Regions from separate parts of the Homo sapiens genome. Here region 1 is linked to region 2. Evidence: chromatin contacts called from ENCODE Hi-C or POLR2A ChIA-PET data. All regions are on one chromosome and are shown on one strand. Each heading gives the region's core, a stretch centred on a gene start or an enhancer-like site at or near the end of the contact. The rest is flanking DNA. Distances are from core to core; before and after follow the strand shown.

Region 1 (4,449 bases), core at 702-3,201, 45 kb after region 2:
TAGGCCAGCTCCTAGGCCTGGAAGAGAGACCACTCAAAAACAGGTGCCTGAAAGCTGTGGGAGAAGCAGCCAGCTCCTGGGGGATGTGCATTAGATGTCCTGGTGCCCCTAACTCCAGAAGGGATGGTGATTGGCAGAGGAGGAGGCAGCTGAGCTTTGAGATGGCCCTGCCCTTGGCGGGAGCTGTGCTGCTGAGAGGGCTGCAAACACACCTCCAGGGCTCTACCCAGAAGAGCCAGTTAGGAAGCTGCACTTGGCTGTTACCTAGTTAGGTTTTTGTGTTTTCCTCACCTTTGTGATTGTCCTTCCTTCAGCTGGGAGGCAGCTGCATCATGGTAACACCTCAAACACTTCTCCTGAGATGCCCCATGGCACACCCAATGTCCCCACCCTTGCTTGAGGCCATGTGTTTTTCTTAGACACAACCTGGCACTGCGCAGTGAAGGCTCAAAGAAGTGACGTGCTGCCCCTTGGGGGCTGGTCCTTCCTCTATGTTAGCCAGGAGCCCACGGTTCTCCTGAGGGCCCACAAGGGTCTGTGGAAATGAAGTCCATGGTCTTTTTTGTGAAGCAGCTTCTCTGTTCTTTGGGGCCACTTGAGGCTCATGAAGAACTCAGGCCTTTCCAAGACAAAGGACAGACATTAAACATAGGGAGAAAGGGGCAGGGAATGCAGGATGCTATTGTGCAAGGAACAGGATGGATGGGAGCAGCATTTGGAAGACAGGAAGAGGTAGGGGAGAGGAGTTCTGTTCCAGACTAGTTGCTTCTCAGGGGCAGGGCCCATTTCTTCCTCTGTGTGTGCTCAACCCTCAGCACCGCCCAGGACACCCAACAGGCCATCCAGCCAGTGTGAGCACACACCCATCACGGTGGGAGGCAGACTGAGTGTGAGCACCCAGCAGACGGAGCAGGAGGCTGGTGAAGGGGTGGTGTTGGGCACATAAAGGAGGTCTGGAGGGATCACAGACTGGGCCATACAGCTGCAGCAGGAGCAGCACTGCAGTTGTCCTTCCAGCATGTGCGACAGCAGGAGAGATCTGGAGGCACTGCAAAGACATGTGCAACAAAAGGTGCTTTCCATTTACCACTTCATGTAATTTAAAGAGCCACATATGCACATGGTAAAACATTTAAGTCAATGCAAAATTGAACACCTCTTTTCTGCCAACCCCTTATCCCACTCACCAGAGAGTAGCCACTATTAACACTTTCTTACTTATCCTTTCAGAAATTTGTAATGCATATTCAAGCATATACTTTACCCAAATGGAATCACACGATATTGTTCTGCAGCTTGCTTTTTTCACCTTAATAAGATATCTTGCAGTTCTTTCTCTGTTGTATATATAAACCTTTCTCATTCTTGTTAATGGTTGCATAGCTAAAATCGTAGATTCTTCAAGCTGGAAGGAACCTTCAAATCAATGTGATCTAATTGCCTCATTTTGCTAGAACCCGGAATGGTGAGGTGACTTGCCGGAGGGCACAGTGAGTTAGCGGAAGGAAAGGATTCCTCTGAGAGCTATTTAGAAGGAAGAGCTTCATGAGGGGCTGGGTGCTGGGGTGACAGATAGGAATGACCATTACCGGCTGGCTGCATTTCATCAGCAGCAGCGTCTGTGTCCATCATTCTGGGCTATTTGCAGCAGGAGAAAAGAGGGAGGACTGGAGAGAGGAAATGATAGCCCTCTGCACACATTAAAGTTGAGTTCACAAGATACTTGGGTGGAAATGTCATTTGGGCCAGTAGAAATTTGTGTTCAAGTTCCCATGAAAGGCCCTCTGTCTTGAGCAACAGAGCCAAACACCCATTATTTGGAGAGCAAGTGTTTTCCTAGAAATTGCTAGATTTTGTATTTGTCCCTTTGTAGTTATTTTTAGGCATGGAAACAGAGCTGGTTGCAGGAGGGTGTGACTCCTGCTGGCCCCAAACTTGTTCCTTTGCTGTATTTGCTGACCCCATCCCCCACCCCTTCCAGTTGCTTCTGGCATCCTGCCATGTGACTTAGGTTGGTAGGAATAGGCATGAGTGAAAGCCTTCTGAAAGGCCTTAGGGCAGCAGCTGCCTGATTGCCACACAGAAGATGGGTCAGAGATGGGACCTCTTGCCTCTGCTGCACCGAAGGACAGGGTGTTTATTCACTGCCAAGCCTCTGGCTTATGGTGTGCTAGTGAGAGCTGGGAGGGCCCTGAGAGATGTTCTAGCTCAGCAAGTCCCACCCCGGGGTCTCTGTGCCCCCAGGGTTGCCTATTCATTTGCCAGGGTGGAATATATGAAACCACAGCCTAGGAAGGGCACATCTTCCTGGAATGTCAGTTTTACATGAAGCTTTGAGGAGAGAGATGCTATTTTTATATTAAAGCAAACACTGATATTATGAAATAGCATGGAAAAGTCAAGTTACTTTTCAAGATAAAACACGCAATTTCAAAGCAATTTTATCTTCCCTTGCCTTGGGCAACTTCAAGCTTTAACCCCTACACCCTGGAGGGCATATGTTCTCTCTCCTCTGCTCTTTGGGACTTTGTCAAAAAGTACTTTAGTTAGATTGGGGTAGTCTTCTCAATAAAATGAACTTTATCTTAAAGATGTACATAGCCCAGAACCAGGAGGTGACAGGGCTCTGGTCAGCTCCTGGCCAGGTCTCTGCCTGCTCTATGCTTAGCTGTATTTGCTCCCTGCTGCCCAGTCTCCACATAGCCCATCTGCTTTTTCTGGTCTCTCAGAGTTCCTTTCATCTTTGGTGGACCTCAATCCACCCTAATGACTTCCTCTTGCATTACCTCCATTGCCAACTGGCCACTCACTTCTTGGTTTATTCCCAAAGGAAATCTGCTTGGCCCAGCTCTTCTTCTCATACCTGATCAACCCGGCTGTAGATCTGCTGCCCTGTGATCAGATCAGCTGGAATGAGTTCAGGGGCTTCTCATATGAGACATGCTTCCCTAGATGTCAACCTCTGGAGGGGCAGGAGTGGGCTAGCAGACCCTCGAAGGGGATATGGACTCGTGGGTGCTGCTCCAGTCCAGCCAGCTGGAGCGCAGAGGAGACATGGGGGCTGGAGAGGGAAACAGTGAGTGGTGGAGGTGGGCCCTCACCTCCTAAGACTTCTTTCCCAGGCCCTTGCTTTCCTGCATTTTCCCTGTCCCATCCTTTCAGTTTGAATGAACACCTCCTACTGCTGTAGTCCAGGTTACCAGTGAGGACCTTAACCTCCCAGAGTGCATCAGCATAGACTCTCCAACATGGATGAGGTGTGGAGAGTTGGATGGGAGCTGAAGGGAAGGGATGAGGGGCAGAGCATCAGTGTGGGGCCCTGATGTGTGGCCCGTGCTGTTCGGGGAGAGAGAGAGCCATGCTGACAGGGTCCCCCAGCTGGCACACACTCCCCAGGGTCCCACAGACACTGCTGCAGCAGGGCTAGCGTCTCTATTCATCGAGGCTGGCCGCATTTCAGGAACCATTAATCCTCTTTCTATCTCTAAGTACTATGACCATGGACAAGGTTCTCTTCACAAGCATGCCATGGTATCAATAGATAACGACTCTGAAAGATTTTTCTTCTTTTGGATTAATATAGTGGTGATGCTGTGGGTTAATGTGCTGGAGTCAGGGTGTTACTCTTTTAACTAGGACATTATTAACAGAGCAAACCTACTTTTTCATCTGATTTTATCCTGTGCCTGTTCCTTACTAGCTTTTACTGAAGGACTTTTTTATTCTGTATTGTCTGTTGCAGAAAGTGTAGGCAGTTCATGGTTTTGGGAGTCAGACAGACCTGGGTTTAAATCTTTCCTCCACTACTCACTGGCGCTGTGACCTTGAACAACATTCTTCATCTCTCTGAACCTGTTTTCTCAGCTATAAAAAGGAGACGATGTTCCCAGCCTTCTCTGGCTGATAGGATTTAATGAGATCACTTGCAGTGGCACTTTGAACCTCTAGCCATTCTGACCTTTTTTCAGTTTGTCCCCCTAGGCCCTTTGGCTCCCCATTTGCTCTGCCTGGAATGCTGTTCCCTTCCCTGTCCCTTCCCTCCAGCTGCCTGGCACTTTATGGGCATGTACACCCCAGCATAGGAGCCCTCTGCATGTGGACAGTCCTGGGTTTTCTACCAACTGGGATTGTGGCCCTAGATGAGTCTTTCAGCCTCAGTCTCTGCCTGTGGAGTGGGGAACATGGAAACTCCTGCAGGGTCTCCATGAGGACCACCCTGGTGTGTGGAGAGGCCCTGCAAAACCTGTCTCGCAAATACTGTGCTCTGCTGATTGGCAGTGGCCTTCTCCATTAGAGTTTTCACAGGCTTGGGCAGCTGTGGGTGAGGCCCTTCAGGTCCGCAGGACCCAGTGCAAGGTCAGCATCCTGCCGCCAGCCCGGCTCGCACCCCCTGGACTGTCCTTCCAAAGTCAGGCTGGGAACGAGGTCCCCCTGCTCTTCCCCAGTAAA
Region 2 (4,660 bases), core at 2,138-4,637:
CACAGTGGTAGTGGACGCAGCTCATAAAATGGAAGCTTGCCTCATCAGTGTGAACAAGGAAAAGAGTATGAGCAAGACAGAAATCACTGTCTTTTAAAACTAAATCTTGGAAGTGACATCCCATCACTTTGCCATATTCTATTTATTAATAATGAGTCTCAAGTTCCAGCCTACACTCAAGAGGAGATCCCACAGGGGCATGAGGCCTAGGAGGTGGAGATCATCAGGGGCCATCTTGGAGGCCCCCTTCGTGTGCTTTTTGTGGTAACCAATTTACTTACACTTATTTCTATAATTTTATTTGGTCTTTTCTGTTTACCATTCTCTCCCTCTCTCTCCTCTCCCCCTTTCCCACTTTCCCTAAGTCACCCCTACCAGTGTCTTTCTCCTTCCCCTCGCCCACCTCCCATCCTCTCACCTGCCTTCTACTCTGGCTTCCGTCCTCCTTCCCCTCTCTTACCCCCTTGTCCTCTCCAGTCTTTCCTTCCTCATCTTCTGAAACAGCTGTTAGACACATTCTGGACCATCAGTCTGTCTTCCACAGTTCTTAGCTTTTATCAGACTTTTTATCTTTGGGTTTGTTATTTTTGAGACAGAGTCTTACTCTCTTCTCCAGGCTGGAGTGCAGTGATGCGATCATAACTCACCGCAGCCTCAAACTCCAGGGACCAAAAAATCCTCCTGCCTCAGCCTCTCAAGTAGCGGGCATGTGCCACCATAGCCAACTAACTTTTTATTTTTATTTTTTGTGAAGATGGAGTCTTGCTTTGTTGCCCAGTCTGGTCTCCAGCTCCTGGACTCAAGCAATCCTCCCGACTTTTTATCTTTGTCTTCTATTACTACATTCTTGCTCAAATCTCTGTACTTCATTTCAGTTTGATAATTTTTCCCTTGTTGTTCTCAGCTTAGAGTTTGTCTTATCCATTTCATTTTTTATTTTGTAGATTTTAAATGTATAATCTTTACCTATTTGGTGGTTAGCCTGTTTCAGGTTCATAATTTCTTTTTTGTAAATCAGAAGTTACTTCGTTTTACCTTTCTGAGCAACTTAAACATGCATATTTAAAATTATTCATCAATTGGAGATTGTAATGCTAGCTGGATATCTGATGATGTTAAAGAATTCATGTTAAATTATTTTTGGTATGCAATAGTACTATGGTTGTGTTTTAGAAATTAAAAGTCCTTATTTTTTAGAGCAACATATTGAAGCTATGTAGATGAAGAGATCTGTAAGAAACCTGGGGGTGGAGAAGGTAGAGGGTAGAGATGAAAGAAGATCTCTTTAGTTTCTAATTGTTGAAGCTTGCTGATGGCTATCTGGGGTTTTATTGTATTCTTTCTTGTGTTTAAATTTTTGCATAATAAAAAGTTTTTTGAAATCCTTTGTCATATTGTCCTATAAAATTAATGTCATCTGGAGTGAATTCATATTTCAGTTACTGCTTTTATTGGTAGCCTTTTTAGAAATTCTATTTCTTCCCATATTTGAGATTCAGTTTATAGGTTCATTTGGAGTGGAAAGTTCACTATTTCTATTGTCACCTACACCTGCACCTCAGTGCAGGACGAGGTCTGATTTTGGCCTTCTGAGGCCTGTCTCCACAGTGGTCCTGGTGATATTGCAGAGCCAGGAACTGAGTGACTAGGTTCATTTGTGGTCCAGGGGCGGGATCTGTAGCTTCCAGGCTTTCTAGGTTTAAGTAAACTGAAAACCCTGGCCCTCAGTGGAGGTCTTCAGAAGTTTTTTATATCAGCTTCTTATTTTAGGGAGATCCCTAGGCTGCAGGTCGCCAGCCTGGCTTCAGGCCCCCGCTTGTGCGGAATGTGGTTTATTCTGACCCTGCACGATAAAGAGGGTTCCTGACTGCCTCTGCCTGCTCCAGACTTGGAGCCAGCAGGCCTGTGGCTTCAGCCTCACCCACTGCTTTGCATTTCTGTTTGGTATTGGACACTTTAATCTTGTTTTTGAACTTGTCCGTGTCTTTTTGTCATCTGTTCTATATTTTATCTGCCAGTGCTATGTGTTTGGAGTAGGGTAGAGGCATCAAAGTGTGAACTCACTGTGTTGTGTTGACTGGAGGAGGTCCTTGACCAAATCATGCAGATTCCCTCAATTCTCTATTCAAAGACTGTCATCTGCTAAGTACATGTTCATAATGATGACATTTTACCTTTATATTAGAGTCAACATTCTTAATTTCAAAATTTTTCCCTGAAGACTTTCTTAGAAATCTCCTTAGGGAAAATAGCAACCCGCTAACCCTACAAGTGAGTCTGTCTTATGGTCTTCCCAGCACATCTCTCTGTAATTATTTATCTGCACACACATTTGTGTCTCCCACTGGGATCTAAGCTTCATGATAGCAGAAATTCTCTCTCTGGCTTCCCTGTTGTGCCCTCAGCCCTTTTACAATTCTGTCTGTCACATAGAGGTGTCCTTCATGGTGTTCTGGTAAGTGACGCACTCAGGCACTGAAACCACAGTTGTGCTGCGTGCTGCGTGGCCTCTCATGAGTGCTAGGAAGCCAATTTGAGACTGCGGGGCAACTGTGTGGAGTGGCGGGTGCTGCCCAGTGTGCTCTTCCATACTTCACAGCCAGATCAGTGAGTGTCTGCTCTGGGCCAGGCACTGACACACAGGCATTTGTGTCATACTCAGTTTCTACAGCCATTTTTCGTGTCACCTCCTGTCCATTGTCAGTCATTGGGATTGCATTCTAAATCTCAGATGAGCAGAGCCAGTGGGCAGGGCTTTGTAGCAGATGAATTAGAGACGGTGAGCTCACCACCCTGGTGGCTCACTTGTGACGAAGCCAAGGTGTTGGGGATATGGTGCACATCACGGAGTTTTCATTCAAGTGGGAGGCACAGCCTCATCCCTCTCCACACAGTTCATTTCATTCTTAACTGCTCAATTGTGTTGCATTGGACATGAATAGAAAAGTAGGCCTTGATGTCCTCAACGTTTCTTCCTGTTTGTGTGAACAGTCTCTAGCCTAAGGAGGTGCTGATGGCTAGGCATCTTCACCCAACACTTTAGTCCTGCGTCCCATTCATCACATAGACGTCCTGCTGGCACAGGCCCTGAAAGCTTCAGGATGAGCATCCTGGTAGCCACGGCCCAGAGGAGGCATCGCAGTGTGTCAGTGGGATGGTGGTGGATGTGTGAACGCACCTCCTTGTCTCTGCTGCTTCACTTAACTGTAGAGAATGGCAGCTGAAGAGCCTTATGATGGTTTTGCCTTCAGATGTCATCTTCCTGCTTGGCTGGGACTGCTGGTCAAAAAATGACAGGTCCAGAGCCCTCAGAGACTTTCTTTTACTGGCTGTTTAATTGCATCAGACGAGCTTCTCCTCTCACTGCACCAGGGATTGGTAACAGTTAAGTGCTGGACCGCTGAGAGGCCCAGCGCAGATTAGCCGTGCTTGCATTCCTGGGACACAGCTTCAGCAGCACACTTTGAAAAGCCCTGTGAGAAATTCCTGGCATTTAGTCCCACTGTTTGTATTTAGCTTTTCTGAAGTGTTGGCATTCCAGAGGCATTCCAGAAGCCTTCCTGGCATTTTTAGATCCCCTGCAGCTGCCTGGGGATCCAGGTTACTACTTCTTCTCCCTTATACAGGTAAGGGGAAAACAGACAAGACAGCATCTTGCTCAGGCTTCCTAGAGGCCACTCAGTGATAGAGCCGATGTTAGAACTTAACTCTCAGGGGTTCAGCCAGCCACCCAAGCCCACTGGCCTGGTGTGGCCCTTTCAGCTGAGTCTTTCTCCTGGTGCTCTGCACTCAGGGGCACTAGTGAGTGGTCAGCTCTTATTACAGACCAACCTGCTGGTGGTTCTGCAAGGTTCCCTGTCAGTAGGAGTAGCATTGCCAGGGAGATGGGCTTTCAAAAACTTGGGTTCATGTCTTACCCCATGTTTTTGAGTGATTCAAACCCATGTGCTGATACCATAGAGTGGCTTAAAAGGAAAAAGCTCAGGACTTGGAAGTCATATGAACTTAGGTTCACAGTCTACCGCTGGCTAGCTTGTGCTCTTGTGGGTAGTGAGGATTCAGTGTCATCAGGAGCTTAGCGGAATACCTGAGCGCACACAGCCCTAGCATAGGGACAGACAACAAGCAGTTGGTGTTATTCCTCCATACAGTCACAAAAGGCAGTCCTGAGCTCCCAGGCCCCTGTGACTGTCTCCATCCTGACCCTTAGTGTGGAGTTGTTCCACATTTGACCCATGGAGGGTAGAGGCGGGCCCTGGGGCCTAGGCCTGGGAAGCCCCTGGAGACTCTGGGGACATGAGTATCCCAGTGACGGGACTTACATCCCTGCCTTGCCGTGTGCTGGTGACCCTTTATGGAGGTCTATTGAGACCTTGCCCACTTCTGTTGGGGTTTCCTTTAACCTTCTGTACAGCTATGCATCCCTTCCAGCTTTACACATCATGCCTGAGGAAGCTGGAGGTCAGGAACTTGTTCAAGGTCGCCTAGCTAATTAAGGGTGGGCTGGGTTCAACCTGACATCTGCCAGCCTCAGGTTGCTTGCCCTGGTGAGCTGAGCCCTCAGCCTAACTGGATCTGGAGGGAGGGCCCTTGGCCCTGTGCTCCAACAGGGACTCAACCATCCCCATCAGGCGGGTGAGGAAGCAGCGCCTCTCCAGCT

What was found. A loop is a pair of places that touch in the nucleus more often than their neighbours do. ChIA-PET counts read pairs that join two places held with the same protein, here RNA polymerase II (POLR2A).
Region 1: a loop to region 2 is called in a map of DLD1, with 4 times the contacts of the local background. The contact joins two enhancer-like sites. A Hi-C loop is called at or near these places in 4 of 168 maps with a recorded cell type or tissue (Caco-2, DLD1, astrocyte of the cerebellum and 1 more). POLR2A ChIA-PET finds 5 or more read pairs at or near these places in 5 of 52 experiments (HEK293, K562, OCI-LY7 and 2 more).

Annotation. Positions count from the first base shown.
Region 1 is chr3:126,893,785-126,898,233 of GRCh38, forward strand. All of the region lies in intron 5 of CHCHD6 (coiled-coil-helix-coiled-coil-helix domain containing 6), which reads left to right. Among named protein-coding and RNA genes, the nearest start is that of PLXNA1, 87 kb to the right of the region's middle. Within about 2 kb of position 1,952, at least 6 of the 41 ENCODE cell types and tissues checked have a DNase peak (open chromatin) inside an H3K27ac peak, as active enhancers do.
Region 2 is chr3:126,847,409-126,852,068 of GRCh38, forward strand. The region is part of intron 4 of CHCHD6 (coiled-coil-helix-coiled-coil-helix domain containing 6); the gene reads left to right. Among named protein-coding and RNA genes, the nearest start is that of PLXNA1, 130 kb to the right of the region's middle. RefSeq lists an enhancer at 4,112-4,660. Within about 2 kb of position 3,388, at least 2 of the 41 ENCODE cell types and tissues checked have a DNase peak (open chromatin) inside an H3K27ac peak, as active enhancers do.